2 separate regions of the Mus musculus genome follow, and region 2 is linked to region 1. The links are chromatin contacts, found by Hi-C or POLR2A ChIA-PET in ENCODE. All regions are on one chromosome and are shown on one strand. The core of a region is the stretch at or near the end of the contact, and the rest is flanking DNA. Distances in the headings are between cores, read along the strand shown.

The links. A loop is a pair of places that touch in the nucleus more often than their neighbours do. ChIA-PET counts read pairs that join two places held with the same protein, here RNA polymerase II (POLR2A).
Region 2: a loop to region 1 is called in a map of heart, with 1.9 times the contacts of the local background. The contact joins two enhancer-like sites. A Hi-C loop is called at or near these places in 2 of 37 maps with a recorded cell type or tissue (gastrocnemius and heart). POLR2A ChIA-PET finds 5 or more read pairs at or near these places in 2 of 5 experiments (Patski and embryonic stem cell).

What each region holds. Positions count from the first base shown.
Region 1 is chr19:7,109,403-7,112,625 of GRCm38, forward strand. All of the region lies in intron 3 of Macrod1 (mono-ADP ribosylhydrolase 1), which reads left to right. It also overlaps a transcript of Flrt1 not described here. Among named protein-coding and RNA genes, the nearest start is that of Flrt1, 5.3 kb to the left of the region's middle. Within about 2 kb of position 1,714, at least 1 of the 3 ENCODE cell types and tissues checked has a DNase peak (open chromatin) inside an H3K27ac peak, as active enhancers do; it is heart, where a contact is called at or near this core.
Region 2 is chr19:7,148,053-7,151,460 of GRCm38, forward strand. The region is part of intron 3 of Macrod1 (mono-ADP ribosylhydrolase 1); the gene reads left to right. It also overlaps a transcript of Flrt1 not described here. Among named protein-coding and RNA genes, the nearest start is that of Gm38621, 27 kb to the left of the region's middle. Within about 2 kb of position 1,404, at least 1 of the 3 ENCODE cell types and tissues checked has a DNase peak (open chromatin) inside an H3K27ac peak, as active enhancers do; it is heart, where a contact is called at or near this core.

The sequences.
Region 1 (3,223 bases), core at 464-2,963:
GTGCCTACCCACATTCATCAATCCACCCAGAATCCATTCATCCATCTGACCCACACTCATCTGTCCATGCAGGATCCAACCATCCATCCATCCATCCATCCACTTTCATTCCGCCTATCTCTCTGACCACCTATCCCTATAATCCATTCAACCATCCATGTGCCTCACCTAACAAACTCAGTCCAATCATGCTCCAGGCATTGTACAATACGCTGGGGATCCGAGGAGCCCAGTCCCTAAGAGGTCTCAGCCTTGTGGGGAAGCCAGTGGCTAACAGAAACCACAGTGTGATACACATGCCAGGCGCAGCTCAGGAGAAAAACGATGAACGTGAGGGGGAGCTTCCTGAAGAAGACAACACTGTCCTATGATTGTGGCACCCTTCAGGCTCTGCTGACAGACACTTGAGAACCGGGTGGCAGCAGTACAGCCCACATCTGTCCCTCAGGGCTTGTTGCAGAATTTGATGGATCTTTAGTTTTTCTGTTCATGCTCCCTTCTAGATCTATGCTTGCCGATATTAATTCCTGTATTAACAATTAGCCTACCTGCTTTGCTCCAACCTCTGGCTCTTAGGGACGGAGTTTCATGTGCATGGTATTAATCAGACGCCTGGTGTGTTCTGTGCAGACCCAGGTAGGCTCAGTGGCTAGCCCATTTAGCCAATCACATTTGATATGAGAGTGTTGCTGCCTCCTTGGGCAGAGCTGTCCGGGAGCTCAGAGGGCAGAGTTCCCATCAGAGCTACAGGCTGGAGATGGGGGCAGCAGGGAAAGGGGATTTGCTCTCGTTTCGAACTACAGGCTGCAGGCAACAGCTGTATCCTGCTTTTCCAGATGAAGGGGCTGTGATCAAACAGACTTTGTTCTGAGGCTGCTTACTGCCCCGCCCCTAGGGGGGCCAGACACAGGGCCTGCTCCTTTCTTCTTCATCACTAAGGGTGGTCACTCCTCTTAGGCTGGTAGCTTTGTCACCACAGTAGCAGGTCAGAGTGACAAGGACGGAGGGCTGCAGGCCAGGAAAGGGGCCAAACTGCTCTTAAAACAAGGTCAGCACAGTTGAGTTGAGTAGGAAGAGTAACTGAGGCAGGGGGGAACAGCATGTGCAAAGGCTCAGGGTGGGAGGACTTGTGCCCTCTGAGGGCTGACGGCAAAGCTCTGGGTCAGTGGAAGGCAGCAAAGCTGGGGATGGGGGGACGAGAACCTGGCTTCAGAGGAGCCCTGATCAGTGTGCTGAGGGACCTGGTCTTCATACCAAGAGTGACAGGGACCCTGCTGGGAGTGTCCAGGCAGGAAAGAAGAGGCTCCCACTTGCAATTTCAACAAATCCATGTGGAGAACTGGGGATACTAGGAGTGAGGGCTGGGCTGGGGGCAGTGGGGAACAGGGTCCGGGGAAAGGAGCTGACTCAGGAAGCCACCAGGTTCTGCTCCCTGAAGCCGTGCCTGGTATTCCATGGGTACCATTTTCCTTGCTAGAGCAGCTGAGCGCTCCTGGTAGCACCAAAGTGGGCTGGTTTCCAAATGGCTCCCCAGCCTCGGCTCTTGGCAGTTCCAGACAGGGGGAGCACAACATGGGCCCCAGATGCTGTGCTGTGGCAGCTGGGAGCACGACTCCTTTTCCTGCTCTGGAAGTAGGGCTCCTCCCTCTGCCTCTTCTTATGTTGCAGGCAAGGCCCGGCACAGCCTGGCACCCAAGGAGCAGTGGAGTGGGAGGGGTAGAGGTGAGTCTGCTTAGCAGTGTGACCCTCCCAGTCTGCTCTGCTAGGACAAGTGCCTCCTGACAAAGGGCAGGGTTTTAGGGACTGGTACGTGTGTGCCAGCCAGGTCGAAGGTACCTGTGGGAGTCTCCACTCTGGACCACTGCCAGACTCTACCTGTAAAGACAGATACATCCAGAGCAGGGAGGCTAGCAGGAGTGTAATCTCAGAGGTGCATGTGTGTCGCTGTGTGTACACATATGTGCATATGTGTAGGCCAAACGACAACTTCAGGTAATGTTCTTTAGATGCTGTGTGGGATAGACCTAATCTGAAGACAAACCCAGGCCCTCTGCCACAGAAGCCTCTCCCTTCACGGATGGGCAGCTGTGGTGACAGGTGGCCTGTGACTTTATTCCCACTTCTTGGTGCTGAGAGGCCACACAGGGCATGGACAGATGCCACCTGCCCTGCAAGGGCTATGTCCTCTCTTGGATGACCCTGCTTCTGCAGGCACCAGGGCTAGGGAGAAAGAGGCCCCCCGATTCCTAGGATACGGCTCCCCAATGTAACCAAGCAGTGGGAGCGATTAGAGCCTCTGACTGGAGAGACAAGAACAGGGATGAGCCAAAGAGGCCCTGGCTGCACAGAGTGGGCCTGTGACTTTGAAACCTCCGACAAGGGTAGTGGAACTCCTGGGCTGCAGAGCTGTGAACGGACACCAAGCAGGGCAAGGCACAGGTGGCTGGGCTCCCAGAGGGACAGAGGCTGTCCTAAGTCTCTGCAAGGAGAGTTCACCAGGGACCATTAACTTGGGAGTCGGTCATGGAGGCTGTGGCCTGACATGGCCCATTGCTCTAGGCCCATAGGATGGGGCCGGAGTGGCCACCTCTGGCCCATGGGAAACTGCTGGTCCTCTGTCTACCAGTGCCCAGTCAGGAGGTGTCTCTGCTGGCCAGGCCTTACTCATTAGGCTTTGCTGTATCTTGACCCCCCCCCCCCCACACACACACACAGACACACATACCCAGGAGGGCCTTGACAGGCCTGGGGAGCCATGATGATGAGTCTGGTGCCAGTAGCTAAGGCCAGAACCTCTTTCAGGAAATTGACCCACTTTTGCCAGAAACATCAGTGGCTTCTTGACCCTGTCTACCTGACCACGGTGCCCTCAACTGGTCTGCCCGCTCCCACTTTCATCTCTGAGCACTCTCACATGTCCCACAGCCCCAGTGATGGACCACACACTGTAGGTGTGTGTATGTGTGTGTGTCTGTGTGTGCATTTTGGTGCCTTTTGTTTTTTGATGTAGGGTCTTACTGTGTAGCCTGGGCCTTGCCATGATCTTCCTGCCTGTGTGTCCCTGATGCCAATACTACAGTGTGTACCACTGTGCCTGGCCTCCCACACTGTAGCTCTTTTAATTTATTTGTATGTGGATATATGGGTATATGCTGGTGTGTGAGAGTACATGTAGACATACATGCGTGCATACCTACTTGGTGGGGGCAGAGCTCAAATTCAG
Region 2 (3,408 bases), core at 154-2,653, 38 kb after region 1:
ATAAGTCTGATCTGTTTAATAGTGGAAGGAACCGTATGTGAAAGGAACAGTTCTGCCACTTGTCAGACCCCACCCCATACCACAGAGCCCCCAGGATTGGCATCGTGCCCTTTCTGGGTTCTCAGCTGTCCCTGGTGAGTGCCAGCCAAGCTGTCTGGTATCACCCAGACTCTGGCCCTCTAGGGCATGGGGTTGGAATGCATGAGAGACAGGACTGGCTGCCCACTTGGGCCCTGAGCTGTCATCTCCAGATGGACCAGGGTTCCGTCTATCCATCCTTCTGTCCCTCTCAAGCAGAGCCTCCTGTTTCCACAGCTGCTCCCCTGCCCCCACCAGCCTCATCCCACAGACGGCTTGGTGAGGATGTGGGTGTGAATTTCCACGAGAAGGGAGGCCCTCCCTCATTCCAACAAAGAATCATAGCTGGGCAAGAGGAAGCAGGGAGGGACAGTAGATCACAGGGAAGATGCCCAGGCAGGTAAGGACCCCTGGGAAGTTTGCCAGACAGCCTCAAAGACAGGAAGCAGCGTGTGCTGAGGTCCAACCACACAGCCCCATTATGCCGCGGGGGCTGAGTTAGACTCTGGATCCCATGCCCAGCTCTCTGCCAACCCATCCCACGGCCAGGACAAATCCGACAAATTGTGCTCCAGTTCCAGAGACACTCTGGGGACCAGAGGCCTGGGCCAGAGGTCTGACAGCAGATCCCTCATCAGAGCCTCAGAGAGCTTTGCACACACAGCTGTTAGCAAATGCCAGCATGGCCTCTGTCCCACCCTGCCTTGCCAGCCTGCCTCAGTCACCCTGAGGGACTGTGGCACATTCAACAGTTACTAGCCAGAACTAGTGCTAAGAGCTGCACTCCAGAGGGGCCTGAGCATCTCCTATTCTCTCTCTGCCCAGGGGAAATGGAGGCAGTATGGAGGAGCCAGACAGCCAACTGGCGCTCCATCTGTGACCGTCATCTGTCCATGTGTCCATCCACACACAGATGGGTGCTTTAGTTTAACGAGCCAGGCCCTGGAGAGTGGAAGCCAGGGATGAGGCTTTATCAGAGCTCACTGCCTCAGGGGGGTGAAGGAGACAATGGACAGCCAAAACTTCACATGCCCAGGGCCCTAACCCGTGCTCTCCTTAGTCCCACAGGGCCAGAGCTGCTGAGCCAGAAGCTGCCCCCTCTCTTGCACCCACCCGACTCCTGACCTGTGCAACATGCCTGTATGTGTCAGGGGTGTGAGGGGGGGGTGCCTGCTTGATGAAGGGCAACTCCACCCACCCAGAACCCAGCTGCCTCCAGCTGGTATTTAAAGAGGTGTCCCAGGGTGACTGGTGCTCATTCCACCCACCCCGCAGAGTCCCTCTTGAGGTAAATCAAAGGCAAAGCTGCCAGCTACCCTTCACCCACACACACGCTCTGCCCTCTGAAAGTGCCTCAGCCAGGCTGGCTCTCAGGCAAGTTACGATGGGGACCGCAGACTTGGGACCAGTTAAGTCCCCAGGCTGCTCTCAGGACACACAGGTCAGTGTGAGGCGGAGACTGGCTGGGGATGCAGGGATACTTTGGATGTAGCCAAAGTTTAGCTGGTTGTTTTAGGGGATGCTGAGAATCACAGCCTGACACCTGCTAAGCACACACTCTCCACTAAGCAGTGACCTCGGCTAACCTCTGTTAATAAGGAATACTAACAGGCCCTAGAGACTGGTTGGACAATGCCACCCAAGGTGGTGGCCACATCAGAGAAAGATGGCTGACAAAATGATTCTGTCATGGCAAGGAGGGGCAGGCTCTGTTGGGGTACAAGCAAGAACCAAGACAGCTGGTCAGAGTGGCAACAAGAGGGAGGGGACTGGCCTTCTCTGAGAGTCGAGGGGTGTGATTCTCTCTACCCAAGGAATGCTGGAACCATTTAACACGGGAGAAAACCGAGACCCCGAAACTGGGGCTTGCACTGGTGTAGACAGAGCCCACCAGCTGAACGCATCCTGCCAGGTGCCTGAAGCACAGAGGAAATTAAAAGGGGTAAGGGCTGCTGACAGCATGTTCCAGGGAACCCCACCCCCACCCTGTTGATATTTACTGGAAGCGCAGCTTGGATTTATAGAACTGTGTTTCCAAAGAGCTCAGAGCCGCATCACAGGCCAGCGCTTGCTGTCCTGGGGGAGGGACACATCCTGCCTTTGCAAACTTGTTAATAATCCTCCTTGTCAGGCAGTTCCTCCTCTGTCTAACCTAAATCTCTCCTGTCATGGCTTGAGCCAACTGTCTCTGCCATGGCTTAGTGCATCCTGAAGCAGGCTTTGATCTGTCCTCTGCGCCCCTGGGAGACATAAAGACATCTCTGAGGGTGGTGTGGCCTTCTTTCCTGGACCATAGTTCTTCCTCCATCAGCAGTGTTCCTTCCCTGGCCCTGGCTAGTACTGGGCCTTCCCTGTCCTTGGGGGACATAGGGGGACTCAGAAATGTGGATCTGGGTTTCCCATTCACATTCACAGACTAAGGTGACAACTTCTCTTTGTCACAAGGATGCAACCCTCCCTTCCTAAACCTGAACTCACTGGAGAGAAGTCAGCCATATATGAGGATCACAGGGCAGGGAGCCCCACAGAGCAGGGAGCCCCACAGAGCAGGGAGCCCCACAGAGCAGGGAGCCCCCCAGAGCAGTGTGCCCCACAGAGCAGGGAGCCCCACAGGGCAGGGTGCCCCACAGGGCAGGATGCCCCACAGAGCAGGGTGCCCCACAGAGCAGGGTGCCCCACAGGGCAGGGTGCCCCACAGGGCAGGGTGCCCCACAGAGCAGGGAGCCCCACAGGGCAGGGTGCCCCACAGGGCAGGATGCCCCACAGAGCAGGGTGCCCCACAGGGCAGGGTGCCCCCCAGGGCAGGGTGCCCCCCAGGGCAGGGTGCCCCACAGGGCAGGGTGCCCCACAGGGCAGGGAGTCCCACAGGGCACGGAGCCCCCACAGAGCAGGGTGCCCCACAGAGCAGGGTGCCCCCACAGGGCAGGGTGCCCCACAGGGCAGGGTGCCCCACAGGGCAGGGTGCCCCCACAGAGCATCTGGCACAGAGAACACGCAGGGTGGAGATGGAAGTGCCTGGCTCTGCTGGAGGGGAGCCGACTATGCCAGCAGAGGTGGGTGGAAGGAAAACAGAGATAGGAACATAGTCTTGTACCTCAGCTCTGTCATAGAACCCAAATGACCTTGAACAAACGCAAACTCCTGCAGGCAAGGGGCTCTGGTTGCCTTGGCCACAGGGTTACAGGCCTCTCTCTGTCCCTGCTGGGGTGGAAGTAGCCAAGACCTAGAAGACCCAGAACAAGGAAAAGAGGAGAAGGTGGGGGCTTCAGTCACCTCCCTAGGCAGTCCCACGTGCTGAGGAACCCACAGAGCCAGCTCTGCAGCGGTCCC